4 separate regions of the Homo sapiens genome follow, and all the other regions are linked to region 3. A link is a loop called in an ENCODE intact Hi-C map of the cell type or tissue named here. Cell type or tissue: gastrocnemius medialis. All regions are shown on one strand.

Region 1 (8,000 bases), 75 kb before region 3:
TGATTTTGATGATGATGAGAATAATCCAGCATACAGGCTGGATGGGGGGTGGGTCCCAGAAAATTGAGGCTGGAGCTGAGTCCTTGCAGTCTGGTCCCCTCCTGTTTTGGGTCCAGCGTCCCTTGCCCGAACCATTTCAAAGTTGAGCGCTGGGTTTCAGTGGTGTCATTCTCAGAACACTGCTCCCTCAATTACCATGGCAACTGGGGAAAATCAGGAAGCTAGGGGAAGGGAAGCTGCTCTTCCACTGGGCTGGCGGTTCACCTGCTCAAAACAGAGTCCACGTCTGCCTATGTGTGGGTCAAGGCCAAAAGAAGCTCAGAGTAGGGGCACTTCCTCTCTGGGAGCACAAGCTTTTTTGAAATTGGGGAGAAGGGTGGTTGGGAGGGGATGCACGGCCACGAGATGGTGGAGATAGTGGGGTCGGGCCAAGGCTGGCTGTGCCTGCAGAAGGCAGAGTTGGCTTGGGTTTGGGGAGAGGGGGACAGAAACCCCACTCCCCTCAGTTCTCTCCTCACTTCCAGGTGCCCTGGTGCGATTAAAAGCAAAGCCTTAGAATGTAGCTCTTGAGACAGAGATCTGGGAAGACAGAGCCTCAGAGCCCACGGGTGGAGCCAGGGACCATGAGGTGCCCTCTGTGTGTGTGTGTAGATGAGAGACGAAGACAGACAGACAGACACACACACACACACACAAACAGAGAGAGTCAGAGAAGAGAGAGAGGCAGAGAGATTTATAGACAAAGAGAGAGACAGAGACAGCAGAGACTGGCAGAGACAGTGAGAGACAGAGATAGAAAAACACACAGAAAGACTGGCAGAGAGAGAGAGATTGGCAGAGACGGAGATAGAAAAAACACACAGAAAAAGAGAGAGACGGAGAGATTGACAGGAAGACAGAGACTTATTGGCAGAGACAGAGAGAAAGACAGAGAAAACAGAGGGAGACAGATTGGCAGAAAGAGAGTAAGAGAAGAGAGAGGCAGAGGGATTTGCAGAGAGAGAGAGACAGATTGGCAGAGACAGAAAGAAAAAATACACAGAGAGACATATTGGCAGAGAGAAAAAGAGAGACAGAGTAAGAGAAGAGAGAGAGGCAGAGAGAGATTGGTAGATTGGCAGAGAGATTGGCAGAGAGAGAGAGAGATTGGCAGAGAGAGAATGGCAGAGACAGGAAAGAGAGACAGAGATACAGAGAAAGACGGACAGTGACAGACAGAGCCAGATACTTCCCTTCCCTCCCTCTGGTGGTTTCCCCAGGATTAACGGGAACTATGGACAACACTAGTTGCGGTAGTAAAGAGAACAATGGCCATCTTCTGTTGAGCACTTCCCATTTTGCTGGTTTTGAGCCACGCATTTAATAGGTATAACTCACTGAACCATCATAAAAATGGTAAGAAATGACTCCCTTTCTTATTCCCATTTTACAGAGGGAGAAAATAGAGGCTCTGGAGGCAAAGTGACTTGCTCCAGGTCACCCAGGTAATCTGTGGTAAAGCAGATATTAGAACTCGGGACCCCAAAGTGGAGCTTTTCCTGCCTCCTCGCCGCTGTCTTGTGGAGAAAGAGGGAGAGGGAGGATGTCAGAGCCATCTGGGGAGTGTCTAGGGTTTGGGGAGAGTGGCTCCTGGTGTTTGGGGACCCCTACCACATGAGTACGGACAGTGTCTCCAGAGATCCCCAGCAAGTGGAGGGAAGAGACTTTTACCATCAACCAGGTGGCCTTGGGACAGTCCCCAAAATGCCCCTTGGGTGTAGTGCCTTGGAAGCTGCTCTGGGCTGTCACAATAACCTGATTCCACCAGGACCTCTCTGGGGTTCAGGGGGAGATGAGGGTTGTGCCACCCTTCTCTCGAGCTATTGGAAGATCAAACCAGCTGAGACCCATCCAGGCATCAGCGTAGGGCAGGCACTTCATAAATGGTCACCGTGATAACAATTATTCTTGGTCCTTCTCTCAGGACCACACCCCTCAACCCCTGCATGGATGGTGGATGGGTGTAAAGGGTGTCCCTTCCCCCCCAGCCTCCCAGCCACTCTGGACCCTCACTGGTGCCCACCCCTCAGTGCAGAGGTGGACCCCAGGGGAGTGGAGTGCTCTGGCGGAGCCCTGGGCAGGAGGAGGAAGGGAGGAGGCTGGCCTCACTGACGTGGCTGTCACTGAGGGGGTAATACATTATCCAGGGCTAATGAAAACATAATTATCTTCTTTTGGCTGCAGAGAGGGGCTAATTTAATAGGCTGTGATCGAAAGGCATCTGCTGAATTCACCCAGCAGTGAAAACACTTGAAGCGCTTCAGGGGGCGGAAATGGACAGAGTGTGGCTGGCCGGGTCCGGCAGCTGTGTCCAGGTGGCAGCTCCCCTGGGAAGAAGGGGGTTCCTGGGGGTGCAGCAGAGGGGATGTGGCTGCTGGTAGGTGTCCTGTGCACAAACAGACCTGGGCTTCTTTCTTGCCATGAGTTCTGGGGCCAGTTATTTCTCTCTCTCAGCCTCACCTTCCTCATCTGTAAAATGGGCGTTAATCCTACCTTCCTGACATTGACTGGGAGGAGCAGATGAACGATATGAGAGAGAGCCTGGCACATTCTAAGTAAGTGTTTCACAAAATTTTCATCCCTCTTCCTGGGCTGGCTCTACTCGGCCTTCAAGTCTTAGCGCGAACTCCCCCACTTGGGAGCAGCCCCAAGCACTCTGCATGTCCCTCTTCAGAACATACAAGTTCTGTGATATTTACTTGTTCAATGCCCTCATGAGGGCAGGGTGGTCTGTCTCATCCGTCACTCCAAGGCAGTGGTTCTCAAAGCGTGTTCCCTGAATGATGAGGTCAGCATCACCTGAGAACTTGCTAGTGATGCTGATTCCAAGTCCCCACCTCAGACCACCTGAATTAGACCCTCAGGGTGGGGCCCTGCAATCTGCATTTTAAACAAGCCAGCCAGGTAATTCTGATGCATGCTCAAGTTTGAGAACCTCTGTTCCCACCAAAAACCGAACAAATGTTTGTTTAAATAAGTAGAAGAAGAGTTTACTATTAAGCTGGGGTTCAGCTATGTGATGACAATGTCTCCCTTATTAGACACCAACTATATACCTAGTCCTCTGCATTATGCCCTTGAACCTACCAAGCCATCCCTTTATCCATCACTTACCATTTCCCACACTACTTCATCCCCAAGAAATGCCCCTTGGTCTGCCTCATTGTCCTGCCTTGCTGGCCCGTTGGAGGTGTTGGAAGACCCATGGGGTGCCTCCTCTGTGTCCTTCCTGTTCCCATGGTGCGTAGGTCCCCTCTCTCCCTTAAGCAGCCCCGTCCACCCAGGGCTTCTGATTCTGGAAAGGAATTATGCTTTTGACCCTGTCTCTGGGTATTTGGCTGGGAAAGTGATTTGGACCTGCTTGTTGTGAAGGATGGCACCCATTGGTCAGTTCTGCAGTTAGAGTAAGGAAGGGCCCTTGGAGATGGCTGCCTCCAACCTAGCGTTTTACACTGGGGAGGCCAAGATCCAGGAAGGTTTGACAATTCATCCAGGGGCAGCAGCCTATCAGTGACAGATCAGTTTCCTGTCCTAACTCCCAGTTCAGGATGCAGGGTCTGAGCCTCCTAAGAGCAAAGTGGGTGTCACTAAAGTGGCCGGGGGCATGCTTCTGTAGGACCCAGGAAAAATGAACAGCGAACAGGGTTGTCTGAGAGCCCAGAACCCCCAGGAGAGGTAGGAGCATTATAGTTTCTGGGCATGTCAAAGACTCCTCCAGATATTTACAGGACTCTGGCAGAGAATAAAGAGGGAAGAACACTTTAAGGCTTAAAGAGGCAGCCTGAGCATTAAAAACACTAGATTTGTGGCTGGAACACCTGCTTTCCAGACCTGGCACTTCCACTAATGTGCAATGTGAGCTCAAGGAAACTCCTTGGCATCTCTGGGTCTCAGAAGATCTTAACCTGAAGATGGCCAAGTCCCTGGAATTATATGCAAAATCAATTGCAAGTGCGTTTTGCTGGGGTAGAAGGTTCATAAGTGTGCAGCGGCTTTTTAAAGGGTGTGAGACCTTGGAAAGGTTAAAAACAATTTCTTGCCTGAGAGCCGGCTGGCAAATTTGCAGATGCCTGAAGCTCTATGCAGACCGTTTGTCAGAGATGCAGTTTCCTAAATGACCAACAGATGGCGCGCTAAACCTTCGCTGTAGCCTTCCTGTTTTCCCGGAGACCAGCCAGGTAGGTCCATGGCTTCCTATATTCAGCTTTCAGGACCAGAACCTAGGTCCCCGCTAAGCTGGGCTGACCTGGGTGGGTTGAGAATGCTGGATCACCCCAGAAACTGTCTGCATCTCCTAGTTCCCAGCATCTGTCCACATAGAGAAGGCATTAAAAAGAATGTGAGGGCATAGGCAGGAAACGGGGTGGGGGTTGCAAGCACACCAGAGGACCAAGTAAAACATTGAGAGGAGTCCTAAGTTTGTTCTTCATACCCTCAATTGAGTCCTTCGGTTATTCCCTTCACCCTCATTACAGAATTCCCTGGTCATCTCGCCCCAATTAAAGGCAACACATTGCAAAAATTCTCTAAGCCTGGAGTTCTGATGGTCTAAATTGCACTGGGGTATGAAGGGCTGGTCAAAGTATTTGCATTTTGAAGGCACTGTTAGAGAGAAGCCAGTGCTAACCGGTGTTGCAAATGTACATACTTCCAGGGAACATGAAGTGGGCTGGGTGGGAGACATCAGGGAGTAGTGGAGCCTGTGGCTAACTGGAGCACATGCCCCTCCTAAAGACATTCACATTCAGATGTTTCCAAAATAGCGTTCCATCCAACTAAATCACTTGGGCCACTAGTATAGGAGCTCTGACCAAGGAAATGGGTTTCAGCCTGGTTAGTGGAGCTGTCTGAGTGGCAAAGAAGGTCTTAATCAGAATGTAAAATAGTGACTCCCAAACTCTCAGATGTATAAGAATTCCCTGAGAAGGGGAACACCAGCTCCTTGACCCTGCCCTCAAAGACTGGGAGTCTATAGCTCTTGGGTGGTACCCAAGAGGCTGTATTTTTAATAAGCTCTCCAGGGGAAACTGAGGCAGGTTGTCTTCTGGTTCTAAGTTGGCTACCCTGAGCTGGTAAGGCCACCCCAGTGTGCTGGACTGGGTCCTTACCCTTGCTCAGCAGATAACTGGAGTTCAATGACAGAGCTTCTCAGCACCAGTGACATCCCCTCAAGATGAAAGCAGAGATCTCTTACAATTCTGCCCTCCCCACCATATCACAGACATGTGCAAAAAAGATGACATGGGTTGACTTATTTCTAAGAATTAGGCAAATTCTGAGACCAGTCCCTAGGGGAGGATAATGGGGAGGTGGTTGAAAGAGGAAGAGGTAAGTGTTCTGGAAAGCTCCCAAACCAGGGCCAGGGTATCTGACTTCTTTATTTGACTCTAGCCTCCATCTGCTGTGTGACCTTGGGCAAGTCCCCTCCTCCCTCTGGGCCTTAACTTCACCATGTATAAAATTAAGAAGTGGTAGACTGGAGCATAGCTTCTTCCTCTGTTCTAGGACCACCTTGGGCTCTCCAGCAGTGTCTTGGGGTCTGCCTGTCATGCAGGTCAAGGGGGAAGGTTGGGGAGCTGAGCTCTGAGCTCACTCAGAGCTGTTCTGTTTTTAATCTGTCTGTGTATCTGGCTTCTTCATTCAGCTTTCATTGAGAGCTATTGGCCTGGCATCTTCTAGCATACATATAATCATTCTCTTTCCCCTCTTTCTGGTGGTCCACATGCCTGGCACTATGCCAGGGGGCTGGGGCAACCAAGACCCCCAGGCAGGCTTCTGGCTCATGAAGCACTCAGTGCCAATGGGGAAGTCAGATGAGCTCACAGTCCATAGGCCGTAACAACCAAGCCTGCTAGTGTGCTGACGCTTTGCAGCCTACACTGCCCAGAACCATGGAAAGGGATCCTGCTGGCCTCACCCTGAGTTTTAAAGCCTTAATGAGAGAACCCATTTTCTTCTCCACAGCCTGACAGCCTAGAGCTCTGTTAGCTTCATATGCTTTGACATTTGATTTATTCAAACAGACATGCGAGCAAACTGTCTTAGACTCTTCTCTAATTGTGTGGAAGAGGGGAGGGTGCAATGATCGGGCGTGATATGAAAGCTTTGGAGTCAGTCCTGGGCTTTGCTACTTCCTAGCTGTGCAATCTTAGGCAAGTTAATTACCCTTTCTGAGCCTCAGCTTTCTCATCTGGCAAAACTGGGGAAAATGATAATCCCTACTTCATAGGATTGTGCTGATTAAATGAGATAGTGGATTTGAAGCCCTTAGCACAGTATTTGGCACGTAGTACCTGCACAACAAATGGTAGCTCCTTCTCCTCCTGTTATTACTAGTGTGAGGGTCCGGCCTCTGTTTTGAGATTAGGAGCCTTTTGAGGGGTAGGAGCCATGTCCGAATCTATTCTGACGTTCTCTAGTATGCCTAGCAGTTTGCCAGTACATCCCAGGCATTCAGTTACTGAATTCAATTGCATGGAGGAATTGGACAATTTCTCTAGACCAGTGGCTCTCAAAGTGTTTTCCCCAGACCAGCATCACCTGGGAACTTGCTAGAAATGCAAATTTTATGAACCCACTCTAGACCTAGTGAATCAGCAGCCCTGGGCATGGGGCCTGGCAATCTGCATTTCGAGAAGACTCCAGTGATTCTGGTGCATTTTCAAATTTGGGAATCAGTTATCTATATCAATAATTTTCAAACTTGTTTTAGCTGGGGCATTAAAAAAATTCTAATGGGATTGTATGCAGAAGCCAGTATATAAAATAGGTGAAAGGGGAGCTATTGAGGAATCATGAAGCAGGGGGCAAGATTCTTGACTGCCCTGTCCTCCTTCGGGGAGCCCCTGGAGCACTTAGGACTTCCAGGAACACAGCTTAAAAAGGACTTCCTCACAATTTTTCATCCTCCTACTCATCTACCCACTTATCCATTCAGCCACCCACTGACCCATCCATCCATCCATCCATCCATCCATCCATCCATCCATCCATTCTTCCATCCATCCATCCATCCATCCATCCATCCATCCATCCACCCACCCATCCATCCATTTATCCAGCCAGACAACGAGCCACCAACCCATCTGTCTGTCCAACAATCCATCCGTCTATCCATCCACCAACCCAGAAGTTCATCCACCAATCCATCCATCCATACATCCATCTATCCATCCATCCCTCCATCCCTCCATCCATCCATCTGTCCATCCGTCCGTCCATCCGTCCGTCCGTCCGTCCGTCCGTCCGTCCGTCCGTCCGTCCGTCCGTCCGTCCATCCATCCATCCATCCATCCATCCCTCCATCCATCCATATCTGTTGGGAGATTATGTATCTCTTGCATTTCTCTATGTCTTGCCAGCAGAGGCACTGATTGCCTTTTTATCAGACTATCCTTTTAAGATGCTTATATAGAGAACAGCTTTGGAAGACAGAAATAATGTTTCAATTCAGAGCAAAGGGCAGGCATGTGTACTCTCCAGGATGATAAATATACTATCTCGGGAAAAAAGGGCAGGTTTGTCCAGTATACAGGATGGGGTTTCCTCTCTTGTAATCCAATCCATGTCACCTGATCCTCTTTGTGTTGGGGATTGAGGAACTGGCACAAATGCTGATACCCTGGTTATTACTGTTGCTGTGAGTAATAAAATCCTATGTCTCTGACCCAGGAATCTCATGTCTTCTGCCAACATCCATAAAACTCGGCAGCTAAATTGTTGGCTTGCATGTAGGGTAAAGCCTCCAATCCTTCACACTTCTTGACACTAGTCAGCCTCCCTCCCCATCACTCTTTCATTCCTTCAGCACAGTGTGTTGGCTACTCCAGGCATGGAAAAGAAAATCGTGTCCTAGCCTCAGAGGGCTTGCAGTTGGCTTGTCAAGGTGAAAGATAGAGACCCACTGAACACTCTAGCCATGCTGTCAGGCAGAAAGTGGGAGCTTTTTGGAAGAATGAGAA
Region 2 (8,000 bases), 93 kb after region 3:
CCTCTCTCTCCATCTCTCTGTCTGAGCTGTCACGCCCTTTCTCTTTGCCTAAGTTATTCCCTATGTCTCTCTGACCCCCTTGTACATCTCCCTCTGCCCCCAACTCCATCAGTTCCAGGAAGAGAAGGAAAGAAGATAGGGAACCTGAGTGGATTGTAGGGCCAGGGCTGGGAAGCTTGGGAAAGGGGGAAGATGTCTCTGTCTCACTTACATTGGATTCGAGGTCACCGGATGCAGGATGACCTGGGGCGCCCGGGTCGGCGTCTCCGGCACCGGCACCACATCTGAAAACCAGAGATTGAACACTCAGAAAAAAAATGTGAAGTCCACAACCCCCGCAAAGGCCTGATTCCTGGGCGACATGGCAGCCAATTTTTCACCAGATCTTGGATCTCTGCCCTTGGCCAATCTCCTTTCTCCTTTCCTGGACCACCTGGACTCTACCTGCTCAGCTGGACCAGGGTTCTGGATGACATCCTCAACAAAATTCCTCATTGTTGAATAGGGGGCTGCCAGAACCCTCAAATATCTAGCCTGAAGCATTCATTGGTCATCTCTGAATCTTTCTTTCTCCTGGGTTCCCTTTGGGATGATAAAGCCCCTTGGTTTCACATCCTCTCAGTACCCAGCTCAGGACCCTATGACCATCTCTTTCCTGCCACATGGCTCTAGACCCCTCCTCACCCTCGCCCAGTGTTCTACAGCACTCCACCCTCTCAGGCCTTTCCACGGTGCCTTGGGACCTCCTTGGGTCCCACTGTGCCCACTCTTTCTTCTCCACTTCCATGTTCAGCCATTATCCTGGAGTGTGGTGACTCCACTACCCTCTTTGATCTTAGGCACCCCCACAACATCTGCCTCCATTCATCCCAGAAACTCCTGCAATGCAGCGGGGCTTGTTCAGAAGGGGCTGCTTCCAGCTCACATGAAACTCACCTGGGAAGATGAACTGCTGCTTGTATTTGTAGTAGTGGGATGCTTGCAAAAGAAAGAAAACATCAAAGTGAGTGTCCCCAGGGAGACATCGCTTCAGGGACCAGATTGAGCTCTTACAGCCACCACATGGTCATTCTCTGCCCACCTTCAAGAGTTTCCATACTTCTGCAGACATCCCTGCAGACAAGGGACTGCAAACATGTGTAAAGAAACCAGAACTCTAAACATCCATGCCGACCCTCCCATCTGACATCTCACACTCCCTAAAATCAGACTGCTCCAACTCAAACAGACATTCTGACTACAATACCATTTTTGTGAAATGCATAATTACACACACACACACAGAAAAACTCTGCAAAGCCATAATCCAAAATATTAATTTTTTCCCCTTTTGGCAGAATGATTACAGTGGCTTAAAAAATCCTTTGTGCTTTTTCTGTACTTTCCTAATTTTCTGCAACGAGCATCGTATCAGTTTTCTTTTTTGTGCCTGTAACAAATTACTACAAACTTAGTAAAACAACACAAATGTATCCTCCTACAGTTCTGGAGGACAAAAGTCTGAAATAAGTCTTACAGGGCTGAAATCAAGCTTAGTTCCTTCTGAAGGCTCCAGGAAAATCTATTCCTTGTCTTTTCCGTTGTTTGAGGCTGCCTGCATTTGTTGGCTCATGGCTCCATCACTCCAACCTCTGCTTCTGTTGTGCCATCTCCTTCTTCTGCCTTTGACCTTCTTGCTTCCCTCTGATAAGGACTTTGTGATTATATTTAGGGACTGCCCAGATAAGCTAAGATAATCCTCCCATCTCAAGATCCATAACTTAATCATATCTTCAAAGTTCCTACTGTCCTGTAAAGCAGCATCTTCCCAGATTCTGAGATCAAGACATGGACATCTTTTGCGAATTATTCTACCTACCACAAGCATGAATTAACCTCTGTATTTAGGAAAAAATTTTATAAAAGAAATTTTCTGGACTTCACTGCCAGTTCCCTGACAATTCCTTTTACTTCTAATCTACTCGCCAGAGGCCAGGGGTCTCGGACACTTAAAGGTTTCTAACATTAGCACTTACTCCATTGGGGAATAGTGCCTGGAATAGGGGGCCAAGCGGTGTTGGGGGCAGGGGACACAGAGATTTGTGTCCTTAAGTAAATGAAGAGGGCAGGGATATAGTCAGATGAGTCTGTATTGGTGAATCCACTTTCAGAAACAATTTGATGACATTCAGGGACAAGCCACCACTGGAGTTGCTTTATCAAATATTAGCACAGTAGCTCAGAGCCTAGAGTCTAGAAGCTGATCCTCTAGGGTCAAATCTTTGCTCTGCCCTTGGCTATTTGTAGAAGCTCCAAGTCTCACTGTCCACACGTGTAAAATGAGGATAATAACAGTCCCTTCCTCAAAGGGCAAGGACCATCATTACGAGATAAAAGTGTATTGAAGGTGCTGAATTCATATTAGCTGTGAGATAAATAAACACATTTCTAAGCTCTCTTAACTAATAGACAAGAATGATTTATAGCCACGAGACAATCACATAGTTCCAAGTGCTAATGAAATCTTCTGCTTTGGGGAAGCAGACGGAACACTCTCCCTGAGGTTGAAATGTATTGATAGTTTCTTTCAGGACAGGGAGTAAGTCCTACTATCTCAGGACCTCAAACTCCTGGTTCTGTGCCTTGCACCAGTCAGTGTGCAACACACATTTGTTGAATTAACCAACTCTCTTTATCACAGATGAAACAGCAAAAACCTTGGGCTTAGTCCAATTCCAGATTATATCAAATAGTTGGAGTCCATTTTTGATTCTGGAAAATGGGATGTCCAGGGCAAGAAGCAGCTTATTCAAGGTCACAGAGCAAAGCTTTAAAAGAAAATCACCCTCCATGACTTCAGGGACTGTTTTACTATTAGATAACAGAAGTTTTTTATTACATACAACTACTTTATTAGTCAACAAGGGGCTAAAATTAAAACAGGAAAGACGACCCGAGGCTCTCAAGAGACTTGGCTGATCTTTTCCCTCCACAGCTCTGACAGTGATGGGGGATTCAGTGTCTGCAGAAAAGGTTCACTGACAGCTATGTTCTTTTTGGGCAACGGAGAGCAGGAGCTGCTTCAGAGAGTCCGAGAAGGGACAGGTGTCAGGCAACAGGACACCAGCAAATGCCTCCACACCCGAAGCCAACGCCCTCCTTGACTCCTCCCCATGTGCCATGGAACAACTCGTTCCTGGTGACTGAAAGGGAAACATATGACCAGAAGAGGAAGAAAGACATTGTTGGGAGACCTGTTCTTCCTGCTGATGACAGACACCATCAAGAAGTGGCTCTAAAGAACAACTGGTGACCTTGAGTGGGCTGCTCAGGAGAGCAGAGTGGCTCCGGGCTTTCTGGCATCCAAGATGACTCAGGACCTGGGAGGCTGCAGATGAAGTCAAAGAGACAAGCAGGCCACTCTGAAGCAGCTTCCCCTCTGGAGCCCCCATGCCTACCCTGAGGCCTCCCAAGAGAGCAGCCAGAGTGGTCTTCTAGAAGGAAGGAAGAAAGGTCAAGTCATTCTCTGCCTAAACCTTTCAACTGCATCCCATGGAGTCTCACATAAAATCTAAAATCCTGCCAGGACCAGACCCTGTAGCTCTGAGTCTCTCTGGAGGCCACTTTCCCTTGTTTATGGCACTTGGGCCCCTTCTTGTGGCTGGGCCTTTGCCTTACTTCCCCCACCTGCAAAACTCAGCCATCCAGTGACCCTCCAACCTAAATCTGTTCTCTTGCATTTGCTCAAGGACTCTTAGCCATCTTAGCTAAGAGCAAAGGCTCTTAGCCATCACAGCCTTCATCACAATCTATAATCCTATTTTCATGCATATGTTTATTTGGTTAATACCTTTTTTTCTCACTAAGCTATACTTTTCATGAGAACTGGGGCTGTTGTCGGCAGAATAATGCCTGCCCCTGCCGCTACAACATGTCCAGGTCCTAATCCCTGGAAACTGTGAATCCATTTCATTACATGGCACAAGGGACTCTTTGGATGAGATTACTTAAGGATCTTGAGGTGGGGAGATTATCCTAGATCATCTGGGTGGGCTCAATGTCACCACAAGGGTCCTCAGAAGAGGAAGGCAGGGTCAGAGAAGGAGATGTGATCATGCAAGCAGAGGCCAGAATGAGGAGGGGCGACAAGCAAAGTTATGTGGGCAGCCCCTAGATGCTGGCAAAAGGCAAGGAGATGGATTCTCCCTGAGACCTTCCAGAACAAACCAGCCCTATTGACATCTCGGTTTTTAGCCCAATGAAGCCCGTTTTGGACATCTGGCCTCTAGAACCATAAGATAATAAACCTGTGTGCTTTTAAGCCACAAAGTATGTGGTCATTTGTTACAATAACAATAGGAAGTGAATCCAGGGGCCATGTCTGGTTTGTTCCCTGGTCCAAACCTAGTGCCTAGTACAGTAGCTGGTACACAGTAGATGCGTAATAAATACTGTTAACAAAATGAATGGATGAACACAGTCTGAGGGCCAAGAAGAAAATTTGAAGAGAAAAAACTGCAGCCCTGGGCAGTGCATGAAATTCAGGTCATTCATTCATTCAACAAACATGTAATGAGTGCCTTCAGTTGCAGGCAACATGTTGGGCTTTGAATGTGGAGTGGTGAATGAAGACACATTGCCTAGTCTCATGCAGCTGGCATTCTGATGGAGGAGACAGACACTTAACAAGTGAGTATGTAAACCAGATCATGGCACAGAGTGATGAGCATAAAAGAGGCACTCAGGAGAGACTGATGGAAAGGGAAAGGGAGGAAACACTCTCATGAGCCCACATGGCCCAAGTGAGGTCTCAGAAATCCTGCAAATTCCACCAAAGGCAGATTCCACCTCCTTTCTTCTCCCTTTGAGCCATTAGAATTCACCATTTCCTGGAGTTGTGTGTGTGTGTGTGTGTGTGTGTGTGTGTGTGTGTGTGTGTGTTTCAAGATGGCTCTAGGTGGCTCCAAAGACAGAAGGTATTTGGCTCCAAAGAAAGAAGGTATTTGAACACTCCAGCCTCAGAAACCCATAAGACAATCATTTTCGAAGCCTCTTCATCTGTCTTGCCATGATGGATGCTACCACAACTCTGCTCATCAGTAGCAGTGAACTAGCCCCATGTTACTGATGAGAAACAGACCTAAACAGAAGCAATACCATGCTCAAAATCACACAGCTAGCAAGGAGCAAAGCTGGGATCCAACTCCAGGTCTGTCTGTCCATGCAGCACTCTTGATGTCACCTTATACTGAGCCATGTCCACATGGCCCCAGGACTCAGGGAAAGGCTGATAACAGGAGGTCCACCCAACTGGCAGCACACAGTCACAAATACCACCGAGGCTGCACACGCCATTCTTGGGGTTCTTATATCCTTTTCACCACATGTCCTGAGATTAACAAATGAGTTAAATGGCTGGTCAACCCCCCCAGCCCCTTTTGGACAAGAATGTTCTAGATGAATCAGTGCTGGGGACATTGTTATGCCTAAGCTTTAGCTTAAATAGCCTTCAGAAAACTCAACATCTGGCAGGGACCCACAGGCAAAGCTCCATTTTTCATCAACAGAAGCTCCCAGTCAAGAGTGGGACAGCTAGCCAGATCTTTGTACAAACACGACAGGTACTCTTGACCCTGGGAGTGTTTTGCTAAAACCACCTAAGACACAGGGTAGGCCCAACTGTACTTCCAAAAGGTTCTGTTTTGTTTTCCATTTCAGCACTGAATTTTATTATTATTCGATTCTAAAATGGATGCACACTCATATATATCGTAGAAGTGCATGAGATAAAGTCCCTGTCCTCAACAGCTGCCATGAAGTTCTTCTAGACTTTACTGCACACATGCCAACACATATATGCACACTGGTACACAGACATATATATATGTAAATATTTTACAATAAATAGAATATTATACTGATGACTTTGCAAATCACTTATTTTCTACTTAAGAAACATTATGGATATCTTTCCATGTCAGGAAATCTATATAGAGTACTACATTCCTTTGAAAGTTTGCAGAATATTTGGTTATACGGATATATGTGTGTATTCAACCATTCACCACCTACTCTTGATGGGCATTTGGGTTAATTTCAGTTTTCACTGTTACAGTGAAGTCCTTACACACAGATCTTTGCACCCTAGTGCAAGCGTTTCTGTATATAAAGTCCTAGAAGTGATATAATGGTCAAAGGAATGCACATTTAAAACTTTAACAGGGCTGGCTATGGTGGTTCACACCTGTAATCCCAGCACTTTGGGAGGCCAAAGTGGGTGGATCACCTGAGGTCAGGAGTTCGAGATGAGCCTCACCAATATGGTGAAACCCTGTCTCTACTAAAAATACAAATATTAGCTGAGTGTGGTGGTGTGCACCTGCAGTCCCAGCTACTCAGGAGGCTGAGACAAGAGAATTGCTTGAACCCGGGAGGTGGAGGTTGCAGTGAACCAAGATCGCACCACTGCACTCCAGCCTGGGTGACAGAGTGAGACTCCATCTCAAAACAACAACAACAACAAAAAAACTTTAACAGAAAATGCCAAATTACCTTCCCCAAATGTTGAGTTCAGTTCATACTCCTATGTCAAGGTATATGGGGATTTCATCTTTCATTCTACAATTCTGTCTAGGTCCTCATATTAATTAGCAGTGATGATGAGAAATGCAAATAAAGATAGCCACTGTACTTTATTATTATTGTATTTAATAATAATCCAAGGAGCCCAGATTTGTTGAGGTCTTCAATGAAACTGTCACCCTGCTAAGCTTTGTCCATGTATTATGCCATTTCTTTCTAAAACAATTATCTAAGGTGGGTACTATTATGATCTCCATTTTATAGATGAGAACACTGAGGCCCAGAGAGGCGAGTTATTTGTCCAGCATCACACAGACATTAAGTGGTAAAGCTGAGATTTGAACCTAAGCAGCTTGGCTGCAGAACCCATACTCTAACTGCCATGCTGAAGTGCTTTTACCCAAAGGACCCCTTAGCCCAGTCCCCAAAGAGGGCCAGGACCTTGTCATGGCCTGTCATGGAGCAGATGGGGATAAGGTGGCACGCTAGAACAGCAAATTGTCAGGCACCCCTTCTTGAAGACTCTGGCTGAGGGAAGGAAGGAGCTAAGGGACACCCTGATTACTCCTGGCTAGGCAGGTCTCTTGTCTGAAGATGCCAGCAGATTCTTTAAGGGATGAAAAGAGCTGTGGTCCTTTTGTGCACAGTTCTCCCATAAAACGGCCCTTCCCCATCCCTTGGTCCATAAATAAGTGCCAAACAATTTCAGAGAAAATACTCCTGAAGTCAGTGTCTCCAGGGAGTGAAGTGGCTATTGGAAAGCATCGGGCTCACTTCCCCCAGGTGTGGGTGGTCATGGGAAGTCTAACGGTCTTTTTTTTTCCCTTCATCCCCTTCTGAAGAAGTAAAAATGAACAACCCTGGAGATGGCGGTGGGAGCCTTCTGTCTGTGGAAGTGCCGGGCAATGAATCGGTGGCATTTACTAAGACGATTCAGCTGGTGACTCACATTGCAGTCCTTGGTGGCTGCCAGATGAGTGGCCCCTACACTAGGTGGATATGAGGCTGTTAAATTCAGACTTGAACTTAACAAAAAACCCAAAGTTCCAAGAATTCAAAATATGTGCCATCTCTGTGGATATAACCCAAATCAAAACAGTGTGGGCAGGTGCTGTGATTGGCTTGTCCTCAGATGGATGGATGGTTGCATGTGGGTGCCGCCCAGGTGTGGGGTGGGGCCTCTGTTTGCCTCCTGGCCACTCACTCATGCCTGGTTAAGCTTAGAGGTGTGAACTGTGGCCAAGGACCTGGGATTTTTTTCATAGTGTGAAGCTTGTTGACTCAGGAGGAAATCAGGTGCTAGACCAGAGCATCCAATGGAACTTTCAGTGATGATGGAAATGTTCTACACCTGAGCCATTCAGTACGGCAGCCACCAGCCACATGTGGCTACTGAGCCCTTGCAATGTGGCTAGTGTAACCGATAAGCTAATTTTTAA
Region 3 (8,000 bases):
CCCAGAAAGCAGCTGAGCTTCCCTTGCAGCTGCCCCCATCCCTTTCCTCTTGTCTCATACTCACAGTCCTCGGGTCCAGCCACCAGCCTGGCTTGGCGTTAGCCAGCTGGGAAAGGAATCTGGGAGAGAAAGCAAGTGAAACTCCCCAAGATGCACAATTGGGAGAGTCTCTAGCCAGCTCTCCAGGAAGCTCTGGGGGCGCTGCTCTTGGGAAACACCCCCAAGATAGACTGAGCTGGAAGGAGCCGTCTGCAGTGATTCTGTGACACTGTCACGGAGCCCTCCTCTGCATGGCTTTGGCATCAAATGCAACCACACACACACACACACACACACACACACACACACACAGAGCAGGCACTATGCCCTGCTGGACAGAATGGGCTGCAGGGATGTGCATGACCAAAATGCACCCCAGACAGCATGTGCACGCGGAAGGACACTCAGCGATGTGCACCCCAGATAGCACGCGCATGCGGACGGACACTCAGTGATGTTCCATCTCCCCAGGCCAGGCCCTGCCATCCTATCTCAAACACACTTTGCCTCCACCAAGGCAGGCAGTGGCCACAGACCACCAGGTGGTACCACCAAGTGATAACACTGTCTGTCACCACGAGGGACCCTCTCATGGATAACGGAACCTCTCCCAGCCAGGAGCTGAGGCTCAGCGTTTACAGACAGTGCAGGCTCAAGGACGACTCATGTGTCCCCCCCACTTCCTGGAGGCACTGGTGAGCTTTCCCTGTGTCCCCCCCACCCCAACATCTGTCCCATGAGCAGGCAGCCACCTCCTCCTCTGTCCCTGCTGGGATCAACTCTCCACAAGGAACCAGGAGGTGGCTGAGATCCTGCAGAGTGGCCCTGTGTGCAGGCTGCACTGGTGCCCCTAAAAGCATCTGTGGATCCTGGCCAGGGCCCTCCTTGGCCCTCAGTCGTGCTCCAGGACATGTGGCCCTCTGAAGCGCGTGGCCTCCCCCTCAGCTCCGGCCTCCAGTACAGCAGCCTCTCCACGCCTGCTTCCCACAGGGGTCTCATGCCAGCCGAGCAATGGTGCCACCCACAGCATGAGCTCTGAGGCTGGCAGGTTGGAGGGACCCAGGCTTAGAGTCCCAGACAGGCCAGCAGGGAGAACCAGCTCTGTTGGGGGTAATGAGGGCAGAGTGGAAACCCTAAAGCCTCAACTGTGCCGACTGATCCCTCCTTCACCCATCAGGTCTCCTGACACTGTCTGGGGGGAGCCCCTGCGGCTGCGTGACTGGAGGGGAAGGACACGGGGCTGGCCTGTGGTCCCCTTGTGTACCCTTAATGTAAGGCTGAGGTGACGGGGTCAGGGATGCTGTGAGGCCCTGTAACGCTTCAGGAAAATGAGCCCTACGGTAAGCCTCCACCCCATGATGCCCAGCTCGGGCACACCAGGTCCTCCTGCCTGGGGAGCTGAGCCCCCGCCTGGGTACTCACCAGCTCCGGCAAGGCCTCACCCTGGCATGGTGGCGGTCACCCCCTCTCAGACAGTGCTCCCCATCTGGAGAGGCCAGCGGCACTAATCAGCCGCCTGGCGTGGTGCAGGCCGAGCGACTGGGGTTTAATTGACACCAGGTGGCCCCTCCCCAGGGGCAGGCTGGGAGGCGGCTCTGCTGGGTTGGGAGGCCAAGCCTTGGGCAGGGGGGTTGCACCCAGACCAGGCCAGTTCAGGCTTCCCTGGGAGAGACAAGGGCAGTCAGGCAGTCACCGGCCACCCCTCCCTTCCTCTCCTGCCGGCTGCCTCCATGGCATGGCCCTGGCTTCCCCAGGCTCTGACCTTTCTTTCATTTAGAGGTGGCAGCAGCAGTGGCAGCGTCTGCCCAGGAGGAGGGTGGCTCAGGTTTCCCCCCAGCTGGCTGGGGACAGCCAGGATCGAGTGCACTGTGTCTGCAGGGACCAGGCTGTGCCCGCCGGATCCTGAGTGAGGCCACCCACGGCAGTCACAAAGGATCCCATGAACTACCTTTTATTGCACACTTACTATGCACCAGGCCAGGCATGGTGCCCACACTGTCCCCTCTTAAATCTCATGTGTCCCCAAAAGGTGGGCATTTATTAACCCACTTTGCAAGATGAGGAAACGGAGACTCAGAGAAGCTAAGCTTCTTCTCCAAGGTCACACAGTAGAAGAGCCAGAACACACATTCAGCTGTATCTGACATTGAGTCAGGGATTTTCATGGCCACCTGCAATATAGATAATGTCATCCCCATTTTTGAGATGAGGAAATTGAGGCTTAGAGAGGGGATGCCAGTTTTCAAAGTCACACAGCAAAGTACGGAACGTGGATTTGCCACCAGGTGTGTTGGGGCAGGTTGCCAGGGAAAGTAAAGTCCACTGCTAAAATACAAGCCTTCTTCCCTGACTCACATGTGTTCCTGCTTATATTAGGGCTCCAGGTTTGAGCCACAGTTTGGGGTTTAGGAGAAAGAGCACTGGACATAGAGTCAGAAAACCTGTGCCCAACTTGCTGTGTGACCTTGAGCAAGTTACTCCACCTCTCTGGGCTTGGCTGCAGCTGCTGTGAACCCCAAATGGGACATCACATGGAAAAGGCTTTGTGACTTGGGTTCACAGGGCAGGATGAGGGAGTACCAAAGTAGCCCCACTCTGCCCTGGGAGCCCTTGCCAAAGGCCCCCAACCCTGTTCTTTGTCTTTACTGCCAGCAGCGGGACTCAGCAGTGAGGAGTACACAGGTTCCGCAAGTGCACAGGGTTCAGATCCTGGCTCTGATTTGAGTCTCACAAACTGCGTGACCTTCAGAAGTCATTTTACTCTCTAGTCTCAATTTCTCCTTTCTAAAAATGTGCTCCCGGGCGCTCCCACCCTGCCTGGGCTGCGTGAAAATAAATGAGATAATACTCAGCACCTGCCTTTTTATTCAACAACATTTATTGAGCACCTACGAGACATGGGTCACTGTGCTGGGGATATAATTTTTACAGGAACAATATTCTTGTAAAAACAGTCAGTTGGCCAGGTGCGGTGGCTCACACACTTTGGGAGGCAGAGGCGGGCAGATCACCTGAGGACAGGAGCTCGAGACCAGCCTGGCCAAGATGGTGAAACCCTATCTCTACTAAAAATACAAAAAAATTAGCCGGACATGGTGGTGGGCACCTGTAATCCCAGCTACTCAAGAGGCTGAGGCAGGAGAATCACTTGAACCTGAGAGGTGGAGGTTGCACTGAGCCAAGAACATGCCGTTGCACTCCAGCCTGGGCAACAAGAGTGAAACTCCGTCTCAAAAAACAAACACACAAACAAAAAAAACCCCAAAAAACCAAAGTCAGTCACTCATGCCCCTGTGGTGGAGACAGACAAATGTAAAACCCCCACAAAAATAAATATTAATTCCTTGTGTTATGTGCTCAGCAAATAGAAGTAGCTATTATTGTTGTTGTTCACGCATTTATTCCACAGAAGAACTCACTGAGCACCTATTATGTGCCAGGTACCCTTCTAAGCATTGGGGATATAGCAGTGACCAATGCAGACATGGCTGTCCACTTTAATAATTAACCGTGACAATAAATAGCAATAATTAGCCATGACAACATATAACAATAATAATTATTATATTACTATTCTCAGGCAATGCAGGTTCTCCCCAACACATTGGATGCCCTGGTTTTCTCACTGGTAGAATTACATACCTGTCTGCTGCCATCTGGCCCTCTGGGAGCTCCAAGCTAGAGCATGGGATTCCAGAATGTTCTTAGGTCTGATCCTCAGTGAAGCTCATGGGCTCTTTTTGGTCTGACTTGCGGGCACTCTGGCAGGCGCTCATCCCCCTGGCATAGACCCAGACCCCACGTGGGTTGGGAGAAGCTGAGCCTGTGACTCAGCCAGCCTGGCTTGTCAAGCAGAGATGAGAAGGGAGCAAGCAGCTGGCTGGGCTGTTAGCCATGGGGCCCTCCCAAGCCAGGCATAGGGCAGGTGCCTGGGGGACAGAGTGGGGCTTTGAGATGACAAGGGAAGGGCTCTAAGCTCAGGTGACTGCACCCTGGTGGTGGTGGCTGTCTCTAGTAAAGATAATTTTTTTTAGAAGGAGTCTCGCTCTGTTGCCCAGGCTGGAGTGCAGTGGCACGATCTCTGCTCACTGCCACCTCTGTCTCCCAGGTTCAAGCAATTCTCCAGCCTCAACCTCCCGAGTAGCTGGGATTACAGGCATGCACCACCATGCCTGGCTAATTTTTTTGTATTTTTCATAGAGACGGGGTTTTGCCATGTTGGCCAGGCTGGTCTCAAACTCCTGACCTCAGGTGATCCACCTGCCTCAGCCTCCCAAAGTACTGGGAATACAGGCATAAGCCACCACGCCTGGCTAAGAATATTCTTATAAGAATCACAGAGTATGCTGCCTTGTGAGCGAATGAGCTTCTCATCAATTAAATAACTCCAGCAGGATGCTATAAAGGGGACTCCAGAATTGCCTGTTCATCTGTCAGATGTATCCACCAGACTGAGCTCTACCTTCTGGGTCTTGTTTACACCATCATACCTCCAGTGTGTGGCACAGAGCACATCACATAGCAGTCGGCAAATATTTCTTATATTCATATATGCACAGATCAGAATGTTCTTTCTGGCTTTGACCACATGAGACTTTGACAACAAGTAGCCCTGCCATTTTATTCATTTGTCTCTTCATTCAACAAATATATCCTGAGCACCTACTATGTGCTGTCTCCTAGGCACTGGGGATATAGTAGTGATCAAGACTGATAAAAATTTCTGCCTTCGTGAAGTCTACCGTCTCACGATTGGAATTTCATTTTTATTTTTTAGAGACGGGGTATTAGTCTGTTCTCACACTGCTCATAAAGACATACCCGAGACTGGGTAATTTAGAAAGGAAAGAGGTTTAATGGACTCACAGTTCCACGTGGCTGGGGAAGCCTCAAAATCATGGTGGAAAGTGAAGGAGGAGCAAAGTCACGTCTGACATGGCGGCAGGCAAGAGAGAGCTTGTGTAGGGGAACTACCATTTATAAAACCAACAGATCTCATGAGACTTATTCACTATCATGAAAACAGCATGGGAAAGACTCACCCCCATGAATCAATGACCCCCCCATCGGGTCCCTCCCACAACATGTGGGAGTTATGGGAGCTACAATTCAAGATGATATTTGGGTGGGGACACGGCCAACCCATATCAGACAGGGTCTTGCTTTGTCACCTAGGCCGGAGCGCAGTAGTGTGGTCATGCCTCACTGCAGCCTCAAACTCCTGGGTGATCCTCCCACCTCAGCCTCCTGAGTAGCTGGGACTATAGGCATGTGCCACCGCGCCTGGCTAATTTTTTCATCTTTTTCAGAGATGGGGTCTCACTCACGACTGGACTTTTAACTAGGTAATTTCCACAGGTGTTAATCCTGTTAATCACAGTGATAGCCATTGCCTTAGGTTTCTGAACCTTGGCCCTGTTAACATTTGGCTGGATGACTGTGGCAAGGAGCTGTCCTGTGCATTGTACGATTTTAACAGCGTCCCTGGCCTCTACCCACTAGATGCCAGTAATAACCTCCCTTCCGCCTCCACTTATGACATCCCAAAATGTCTTTAGACAGTGCCAGTGACCCTGAAGTAGTAATAACATTGTCCCTGGTTGGAAATCATAGTCATCTATTAAGCACCAACTATGCAACAGACACTTTGCATTCATTAATTTACTTAACCTCTAAAATAACTCCAGGAGGCAGGGATAATTACTATTTCCATTTTACAGAGGAGGAAACAGGAAAGACCAGTCACTTGCTTATGGTTCCCAATCGGTGCACCTAGCCCTCTGATGCGCGGCTTCCAGCACCTCCCATGCTGAGCCCATGCGCAGCTGCATAGACCAAGCCTAGAGCAGCGAGTCTCTTTCCTGGACTTTTGCAGATTTCTCTTCTGGTTCTACTCTGTGGCCTCTTGCAGAGCACAGGGATTGGGACCTTCAGAGAAGCAGCGACCACCAGAAAAATACTGCAAGCTGCAGATATAATTGTAAGTTTTCTAGTAGCTGCATTCAAAGGTAAAAAGAAACAGGCAGCATTAATTACAGTAATTAATACACTTTAATCCAGTATCATTGAGAACTATCATGTCAGTGTGTAATTAATTAAAATTTATTAATGAGACAGTTTAGTCTTTTTTGGCACCTCATTGAAATCTGGTGTGTGTTTTGCACTTGCAACTCAATTCAGATCAGCCACATCTCAAGGGTTCAGTAGCCACGTGTGGTCAGTGGCTCCCGTTTGGGGAATGCCGATCTGGAAAGTTTTGCTGACTGAGGGAATGAAGACAGGAGGCAGGATATTCTCAGCAAAATGGGCAAGGTGTCCCTGAGCCCACAGATCCTAAGGGTTGCCACACTCTACTGTCACTTTCCATTACTTGTCTGTCTCTAATGCTCGGCTGGGCTCCTCTGTGTTTATCTGTCTTTCTGTCCCTGGAGCTGAGCTCCACTGTGGGCCTTTGTAGGAGAGGCAGTTTGGAATCAGAGTGGCTGGAATCAGAGGCCAGGGTGCCATCCTGGCTTTATCATACAGGAGCCTGAGCCAGAGCCTCAGTTTCCTCATCTGTGAATTGGGGATGAATTGCTATTCCCTAGAACTTCCTGCCGTAATGGACACATGGACACCAAGGTGGTAGCCACTAGCCACGCGTGGCTATTAAACACTTGAAATATGGCTGGTGTGACAGAGGAACTGGTTTTCAAATTTTATTTAATTGTAATTAATTTAAGTGGAAGTAGCTGCCTGTGGTTCGTGGCAGTTGCATTGGACAGCACAGCTTCAGAGAGTTACTGGAGGATTAAGTATAAAGCCCCATAGCACAGAGCAGGCGTTCAGCACCTGGTGCCTTATCCCCCTGGTGGGTGGGTCCTCAATGATTGTTTGTGGAGGTCCCCTTGAGGGTTCAGCTGACTGCTGATGGTGACTGAGAGGAAATTGCCCAAGGCTGGGGACACCATCTGAGGGGATTAGAGGAAACAGCCTCTCACACAGTCCTGGGAAGAGTGCCTGTTGCTACGAGCCAGACTGGAAAGCCTCATAATTCACAGAGCATCGGTCAGATTCTTCAGAAGGGTCTTGCCTGAGTAGTGGGAAATAATTAGCCCTAAATGAAATGCAGCCCTGAGTCTGTCTAACACTCTTAAAAGCAATGATTTAGGAGCACAGTTTGGCGTTCAGACCCCAGTTCAAATCCCAGCTCTGCCTGCTGTATTACCTGCTGTGTGACTTACAGCAAATCAGTCCTCTCTAAGCCTCAGTTTCTTCACCTCTCAAATGGGCATGCATAACAACAGTGCTTACCTCATGGGGCCTTTGAGGGGACTCAATGAGCCCTCAGCAACTTTCAATAAATGGTAACAATTATTGCTGTTTGATTGCAATGGAATGCAATGGAATTTATGTTTAAAACATGCTTGGTGGATGGGCTCGTGGCTCGCGCCTGTAATTCCAGCACTTTGAGAGGTCAGGTTGGGTGGATCACTTGAGGTCAGTAGTTCAAGACCAGCCTGGCCAATATGGTGAAACCCTGTCTCTACTAAAAGTACAAAAATTAGCTGGGCATGGTGGCATGTGCTTGTAATCCCAGCTACTCAGGACACTGAAGCAGAAGAATCGCTTGAACCCAGGAGGTGGGTGTTGCAGTGAGCCAAGATTGCACCACTGCATTCCAGCCTGGGCAGCAGAGTGAGACTTCGTCTCAAAAAAAAAAAAAAAAAAAAAAGTGATCCTATGACAATTACAGGAGCGGTTGTTAGAATGTTAGAAGCAAAAGCCTGCAGAGGTGGGGGAAGGGCACACATACATGGCAACCTCTAAGAGTCCCAAGTCAGTGAGACCAAGAGCGGCGGTTCAAACCCCTGGTATCCAAGTCCAGAATCCAGGGACTCTAAAAAAACATTTTAAAGTTGATACATAGTATTTGCACATATTTATGGTGTAGGTGCGATATTTTGTTACATGCGTAGAAT
Region 4 (8,000 bases), 81 kb after region 3:
CATTTTGGACTCAGCTGCACACCTCTCAGTTAGTGCCTGAGAGAAGAGGTTTCCAAGGTGTGCCCGAAGCTCTTGGCAGTTGTAAAGGCAGTTTGCTCCAGGTGGGAGGAAGGACCCGCTTTCTTTAAAGCAGCAGGTCTCACAATTGAGCATGAACAAGAATTCCATATAGGGCTTCTTAAAACCCAGCTTGTTGGACACACCCGCAGAGGTTCTGATTCAGCGGGGGAGGGTGGGAGAGAGAATTAACATTTCTAACAAGTTCACAGGTAAGGCTGGTTAGGGAACCACATGATACGAAGCACAGATTTACATAATTTTAGAGTTCTACAAAATAATTTGGGGAGTGGGGAAGGGGGTGACGTGGGGGCTTCTGTGAGGGACTGTACGTTCTCTGAGTTCTGCACAGCAGTTTTGTGAGCTGCTAATATTTGTGGAATGAGTGTTTTGCAGGGAAAGATAGAGTGTGTGCATTTCTTTGAGGGGATGTGGGAAAGAGAACAGGAGAGAAAGAAGAGAAGATGGTGTGTAATTTAGCGTATATATAGAAGAGGAGCGAGTGTGTGTGTGTGCGTGTGTGTGTGTGCACGTGTGTGTGTGCATGGTTGTGCTGGTGCCACAGGAATTTACAGGGTATTGGAGAAGCACATAAACACCGGAAAATCAAGGCTACAAAAATGAAACTCAGTTCTAATAGGCCAGTGGTTCTTAAACTGTGGCGTGAACAAAATCCCCTGGCACTTACTAAAAAGGATAGAGGTCCAAGCTAATTGAAGTAGGATGGGGCCTCAGCCCTGAATTGTGATCAATTTCTCCAGGTGATTGTGATATGACCAAAAATGCAGAATCTCTGTGTCACCAAAGTGCTCACAGATGGAGCCCATTCCCCTTGGTGTAGCTAAGGCGGCCATTGGCAAAGAAGGAACCTACCAGACTAGTATTTAGATATACATTTGCTTAGTCCCAGTTCTGCCAGTTATTTGTTCTATGATTTGGGCAAGGGCTCCCTCTGCCTTTCTGACCTCAGTTTTCTCACCTGTAAAATAGGCACAAGGATAAATAGGAGAACCTCACCACGCCTGGCCTGAAGCGAAGCACTTGCTGAAAGCTGATGGAATCTGCTGCTTTTTTGGTTTATTTTTGAGGGCTCTGTCTTGGTTCTACCCCACAACCAGGGAACTGATTTCAGCAAAAAGGCTCAGCCACGCCACCTAGCATGGCTTGGCTTCTGCTGGTTCAGAGCCTTACCCACTGTCAGAACAGCAACCCTAATATGGTGATCTTCATAACACAGGGTTTGCCAGTCTGACCGAGGGCAGCAAAATGGGGTGAAAGCAAGGACACTGAGTGTCCACCAAGATCATCAGCCCTTTGATTACAATGGGAAGTTAGGGCAGATAAGCAGATCATTTCCTTAAACTGTCGTTGCCTTTGCACTAGGCAAAATATCTCCCTTTGTGCACCCACCCTTTATTTTTGAGGCTTCCTCATTCTTGTCCTCCAACAACACCATGTCACACCCCTGCCTACAGCCCTCCAACGGCTGCTCACTGCCCTTGGCATAAAATCAGGACTCCTCACCAGGGATTCTATAACTGAGGGTTCAAACCTGGCTGTGTGATAGAGTCCCCTGCACTCTGGACAATGTCTCGAGGGCATTTTGGTTGTCACAACTTGACGCTTAGTGCTACTGGCATCTAGTGAGTAGAGGCCAGGGACGCTGCCAAACATCCTACAGTCCCCACCACAAAGGCTTTTCTGACCCCAAATATCAGTAGTGCTGAAGATGAGAGACTCTGCTCTGGGGCAGGGCCAGGCACTGTTACTGTATTAAAAGCTCCCCTTCCTCCACCAGGCTTGAGAACCCCTGCCCTCTCCAGTCTTGCTCCTGACAGCTTCTCTACCCTCACCTTCTCCCCTTTGCCCTCACCTGCCACCATCACAGTCTTTTTTCTGGAATCTGCATTTTTACAACTTTCCTCTCCTAGGACTCTGGTGCAGGAAGGTCCAGGTACGCCATCTTTGAGAAGCACTGTTCCCAGCTGCTTCTCAAACACAGCTCATTATCAGACAAGCAAAGAATACTGTCAGAGTTGGCAGGACACTGCAAGAAACATCCGCTTCCACCTGCTCATTTTACAGAAGGAGAAACTAAGGCTTGTGAAACCCTAGGTAGCAAGGTAGACGGGTGAGAGACACTTTCACTCAACTCTATTGGCTTTCAGATTTCACTTGGAGTTTTTAACATGAGTGATTGCGCAGACCGTCGATAGCTTTGCAATAATCCCATAACGACCCAATTGTGAAACAATTTAGCAATCCTGCTGCTAATAGCATTTGCGGCTATAGCAATTGGGTAACTAGTTGGTTATTACTCATTCCCCAAGAGCCACACATATTGCATTGCAAGGAAGCTAATCTTAGAAATACTTGTTAACTTCGATGATAATTACTAAGTAATTGGCTAGAATGTGCCACTGTGAATTGATCCAGAATATGCCAGGTAATTATCTGGTCTTATGTTCCCTGTAAAATAAATCTAGGGTCCAAAAATGGTTCCAGTTGGTTGGCTATTGTCCAACCATCAACCTCTGCCAGCCAATCGTGCGAATGCAAGTGATTAATCAAATTACTCAAATATTTGGTTTCAAACTGAACGTGCAGATAAGAAACCTGGAGAGCCAACAAGTGGACAGTGCTGAACAGAAAGAGGGATGCACAGAGCCCCTCCCTAAGATAAATATATAACAACACAATAATATGGAATCAATGCCACTTCTTTGGGGCTCATCTGGCATCCTCACACAAAATACCAAAACACTTCAGAGACCAATTACACATCCCAAAGCTGCAGAGTCTTTATCGTGGTGCCAGGAAAAGGCTGGGCTATTTGTGAAATCTGTAGGCAGTTATGGCGCTTGGGGAGGGGGGCTCAGAATTTTGTACATAATAGAAGAGGGCCGCAAATGCAGCTGGCTTGCAGGATGAGCAACACATTTTCATAATGACCACTCGTTTTTCAAGGATGGCTGCTGAGTTTGTCTATTTCCAACTTGCTAGCCTTTGAGAAGGGGGTGAGGGAGGCATGGGGATTAGGCTTCATAGGTAATGCTGAACAGGGAGGCAGGAGGGTGGTAAGGAACTGACCAGACAGAAAGATGGGATAAGAGCTTAAGATGGGAGCAATGGAGAGAAGGCCAGGGGTGGGGAAAAGACCACCCTCCAACCAGACTTGTGTATCCCAAGTAATAGGCTATTGACTGCTGCTAAAAGATGATGATATATACTGGGTAAGAAAGGGAAGGAAAGGGAGCTAAGGGCCTCTCTGTAGTAAATCGCAAAAATAGCCACAGATTGTCCCCACCCTGCATCCATGTCCTTGCAGTGGGACATTGCAGATCTTCCCATTCAGAAGTAGAGGCTGTGTCTCCATGCCTTGAATCTAGTGGATAATAGGAGTTGCTCTGGCCAACAGATGTAGGTCTTGACCTCTTGCTACACTTGGAAACCTGAGACCGCCATGAGAATGAGCCTGAGCTAGCCTGTTGAGGATATCCCCTGACAATCTGCCAACCAGCAGACACACAGATGAGGGCATCTAAGACTGACTATCCCCTTGTTGACCCAGAGCTGACCACAGCCAACTACAAGAACCCAGCTACTGAGTCTGGCTCAGCCCAGAACTATCCATAGGATAGAGAGAAACCACTAAGTTGTGGAGTAGTACTCAGCAAAAGCTTAAACTCAGAACAGCTCAGCCCCTGAAGATTACCTGGGCTGATTGCTTCAGAGCCACTTCTGTCTTGTGCAGAGTTGAGAACCACCATTTTTACCCTGATTTAAGGAGGCTTGGAGGCCCATCCCTAGATCTCTAATCTTTCACCAGCGCTTATCATTCAAAGCACGAGTCACTCCAGTCAACCCACCATCTGCATCATCTATGGATACAGAATATAATGTACCTTCTACCAATCACCAAGTTCTCATAAGTGGACTTAAGAAGGTTTTGTCTCACAAGGGAAGAGATCAAAGACACACCAGCTCTTCTCTGAGCCCACAGCATCTGTTCTGGGCCTGGTAAGATGCAAGACTTGTGCATTTGGGGTCTCACTGCTTGAGCTGAGTAGAGCAAGGAGAGAGCTCCTAACAGCCCCTTGGCATCACAGGTCATACTAAGAATGCCATTGCAGAGGCCAGTCCTTATGTTACAGGGGAGTCAGCGCCAGAGTTTAAAAACAAACCAAAGGATTGTTTCACAACTGTTCCATCAAAACCAAAGCTATTTTTCTCCCAATGCCTCAAGCCTCTGGGAGAGGCCAGAGAGCAAATCTGAGAAAGTCCAAGAAACATTTTCGCAATGTTAGTTCTCTATGAACTATCCCTTCTTTGTACCCATAGACCACAGATCCTGGATATTCCAAACCACAATGGTAAAGACAGCAAATGTGCTCTGCAACTTTCATGAAAACCAGAGTAACACTTATCAGAATCTTGGCTCATGCTTGTCATCCCAGCACTTTGGGAGGCCAAGGCGGGCGGATCATCTGAGGTCAGGTGAACAAGACCAGCCTGACCAAAATGGCGAAACCCTGTCTCTACTAAAAATACAAAATTAGCCAGGCATGGTGGCACATGCCTGTAATCTCAGCTACTTAGGTGGCTGAGGCAGGAGAATCGCTTGAACCCGGGAGGTGGAGGTTGCAGTGAGCCGAGATCACACCATTGCACTCCAGCCTGGGCAAGAAGAGTGAAACTCTGTCTCAAAAAGAAAAAGAATCTTAATCAGGGGTTTGCAGACTACGGCCCATGGGACAAATACAGCCCACTCCCTGGGTTTGTAAATGACGTTTTATTGGGACACAGCCCTGCAATTTCATTTGCAGATTGTCTATAGCCGCTTTCAGACTACAGTGGTTGAGTAGAGTAGCTGCTACAGAAACTGTACAACCCACAAAGCTGAAAATATTTACTATTGGGCCCCTTACAAAAAAAAGTTGGCTGACTCCTGATTTAGTTGAATATACTCATTTCACATATGGAGAAAGTGACTCTTGGAGAAGCTGTTACACAAATACTTGGAATAGAGGGGGAACTAGACCCGATGTTTCTAATTCCCCATTTAGTAGTCTTTGGTTTTGCTAAAGAGTTTTAGCATTAAAAATATTTTCTGGGGTTAGGCGTGGTAGCTTACAGGCCTGTAATCCCAGCAGTCTGGGAGGTCAAGGCAGGAGGATTGCTTGAGGCCAGGAGTTTGAGACCATCCTGGGCAACATAGCAAGACCCCATCTCTACCAAAAAATTAAAAAATTAGCCAGGTGTGATGGCACACACCTGTAGCGCCAGCTATTTGGGAGGCTGAAGCGAAAGGATCTCTTGAGTCCAGGAGTTCAAGGCTGCTGTGAGCTATGATCATACCACTGCATTCAAGCCTGGGCAACAGAGGGAGACCCTGTCTCTAAAAAAACAAATAAGTAAAGTATTTTCTGGAATCTTAAATCTTAAACCATGTAAGTAAACTGTGCATGGTAGAACTAGAGATGGTCTATTAACCAGAGTGGTCAAGTAAGCAGAAAACCATTTCTCAACCATGCCAGAAGCAGAGTTTTGCCAATCCCTGGGTAGAAGCCCAGGTGGAACTGACCTGGTGATGATGGCCAGGTGAGGCGGGCTCATGCAGGCACCCATGAAAAGCACCACGTTCTCATGCCGTGTCTGCCTGTAGGCCATCACCTCCCGCTTGAAGGCCTTGAGCTGGTCCTCGTTGTCCCTCTCAATGTCAATCAGCCGGATGGCCACCTCGCCATGCCAGCGGCCGTGGTACACTTGCCCAAAGCGGCCCTTTCCAATGAGCTCGCCGATCTCCAGCTGCTCAAAGGGGATGTCCCACTCCTGAAGGAAGATGCTGGTCTGGCTGGCCTTGCGTGGGAAGCTCCGGGCCGAGAGGAGGGACAGGTTCATCTCCTCGAAGTCATCCTCTGACTCTTCGGCCTCATCATGGACCTCTTCATTCTGTGGCCGGAGTGGGAGAGAGGTCAGAATTGTGTCTGCCACTGCCCCAGCCTCCCTCATGGTCCTGCTGGGTCCCGTGCACATGCGTAGGTCTGGGCACATCTCTACATGCATTTGGAGCTTGTGCAGACATACGTCCCTCTGTTTCCCCAGCTCTAGAATCTGGTCTAGAATCATACTACAGTGAAGGTGCTGAAAGGGAGATCATGATCATCCACCTCTCTTGTGCTAAATGGGGGGATACTGAGGCTCAGAGAGAAGTGTTATAGGGATCGCCCATTCTAGTTTGCTGGAATCTTCCTGGTTTTAGCACCGAAAGTCCCATATGTTGCCCTGGGAAGTGACTCACTCCAGGTCATGCAGCCAGGCAGAAGAGGGACTAAGATCCAGGTCTCTGGACTTGAATATCCGATGGCCTTCCTATTCTTCCATAGTCTTTTGGTTTGGCTGTTTACGTGCATGTGATAAAGTTGACAGGCTAGACAGGCTAAAACAATGGGTACATCGTGCATCTGCATGTAACACATGACAACTGCCAACATGGAGTATCTTTTGCTTCCCCCAGGGAATTTGGAATTGATGATTCAAAAACTGGGAGAGGTCAGAGCTACAAGCTAGCTGTCTGAGGCTCCTACAGCAGCTGGGAGGGTAGGAGACATGAGAGTGAGGGGTTAACAGAATGGGCTTAACAATCAGACAAAGAGAGCTGAAATCTGGCCTCTGTATGACCTTGAGCCAGTTGCTTTACTTCCCTGAGGCTGCCTTTCCTCATTGTAAAGTGGGGGTAATAAAATCTGCCCCAGGGCCGGTGTGAGGTTTTAGATGAAGGCCTGTTAAGTTCTTTGTACAGACCTGACCATCTGTATTAAACACCGACTGGGAGGCCCGAGAAAATGCAGATTCCTGGGCCCCACCCAGCACTATTGGATCAAAATATCCGCAGGCCAGGACCAGGAATCTGCATTTTTATCATGCACACACACGACTCAGGCGTACTTCGGCGTAACTACCACTAGAGTTAAATGCTCAAGGTGTAGGGACCCACCTTATCAGCATGATATCTAGGGGTGCTTGGGGGCGAATTGCCTCTTGGATTCTCCTGCAGAATTGTGGGAGCAGCAGGTGGCCAGGGCCAGCGGGGATTCCCAGAGACCCTGGGACCTGATGAAACAGCCTGAGAAGGTGGCTTCTTGACTGGGTACAGCTCTTCCTGACCCAAAATACCTGGGCAAGCTGCCCCTGATGGCACATTCAGGAGAAACAATACAGGGGACATTGATTTCTCCCGGGATCATTTTTCAACAACCAAAATAGTCCCAGAAAAGAACACGATTTTCCTTGGAAGCCCTGACTCAATTCCTTTCAGTATGAGACCCAGAGCAGTTGCAGAGCTGAGGGGCCAGGACTCCATGGTTTCCAGCCAGGGCATTTCATGTATTTCTGCAGCCACTTAGGCAGGTGGGAAGAAGCCCCAGAGCATTCTCAACACTTCTAAGCCCAGCATCCCTGAGGCCCCCACCTCTTCCCACATATTCTTTTGAAGGCAGCGGGGCACATCCCCCTTGGTATTCACCCGGCCCTGAGCTGATCTTTCCACTAAGAATGCAAATCTCTTGACAATTTCCACACAACTGGCTTTTCCATGATGCATGCCATATAATGGCCCATTAGACTCAGTGCTGGGAGGGACCACTGCTTGCTAATTGTCCCAGAGTTAGAATATCCATCAGTCAGGGCCACCACAGCCCCCACCTGACCCCAAGCCCTCTGCGTCATCCAAAACGTCAGTCGGCTTTGCCAAGTTCTGGGCAGTCCCTGGAAAATGTCGCTTCACTGCTCTCTGATTCTCACCTCCGACGTTGGCTCCACTTCAATTTGAAGTAATGGATTTCCTTCCAAGCTGTAAAGAAAGAAAAATAAACGTGATCCCTAGGTGAAAAGGCAGGTCTATATATTGAGTTTAGCTATGTACGAAGAATCCCCAGATCGGA

Evidence for each region. A loop is a pair of places that touch in the nucleus more often than their neighbours do. Peaks named below come from ENCODE experiments on the same cell type or tissue, not always from the same donor. Only the 100,000 strongest peaks of a DNase experiment are listed, where the experiment ranks them.
Region 1: it touches region 3 in a loop (8-fold over the local background); 3 of 110 quality-filtered maps call a loop at or near these places.
Region 2: it touches region 3 in a loop (11-fold over the local background); 3 of 110 quality-filtered maps call a loop at or near these places.
Region 4: a loop joins it to region 3, with 4 times the contacts of the local background. A loop is called at or near these places in 4 of 110 quality-filtered maps.

The regions. Positions count from the first base shown.
Region 1 is chr12:117,363,049-117,371,048 of GRCh38, forward strand. No RefSeq gene overlaps it. Among named protein-coding and RNA genes, the nearest start is that of NOS1, 5.4 kb to the left of the region's middle. RefSeq lists a promoter at 1-356. In gastrocnemius medialis, CTCF peaks have their summits at 4,158 (motif pointing right) and 4,368; a DNase peak (open chromatin) is centred at 4,163; H3K27ac peaks cover 1,163 bases.
Region 2 is chr12:117,530,730-117,538,729 of GRCh38, forward strand. KSR2 (kinase suppressor of ras 2) reads right to left here. Exons shown (of 20, transcript NM_173598.6): 11 at 937-978; 12 at 212-284. Among named protein-coding and RNA genes, the nearest start is that of NOS1, 170 kb to the left of the region's middle. In gastrocnemius medialis, no CTCF peak of the experiment used is centred here; a DNase peak (open chromatin) is centred at 3,122; H3K27ac peaks cover 2,872 bases.
Region 3 is chr12:117,438,051-117,446,050 of GRCh38, forward strand. No RefSeq gene overlaps it. Among named protein-coding and RNA genes, the nearest start is that of NOS1, 80 kb to the left of the region's middle. RefSeq lists promoters at 1,497-1,843, 1,497-1,636. In gastrocnemius medialis, CTCF peaks have their summits at 1,793, 2,022, 4,033 (motif pointing left) and 4,235; DNase peaks (open chromatin) are centred at 441, 1,270, 1,861 and 3,881; H3K4me3 peaks cover 3,486 bases; H3K27ac peaks cover 5,127 bases.
Region 4 is chr12:117,519,211-117,527,210 of GRCh38, forward strand. KSR2 (kinase suppressor of ras 2) reads right to left here. Exons shown (of 20, transcript NM_173598.6): 13 at 7,861-7,909; 14 at 5,642-6,009. Among named protein-coding and RNA genes, the nearest start is that of NOS1, 160 kb to the left of the region's middle. In gastrocnemius medialis, no CTCF peak of the experiment used is centred here; DNase peaks (open chromatin) are centred at 3,541, 4,173 and 4,561; H3K27ac peaks cover 2,872 bases.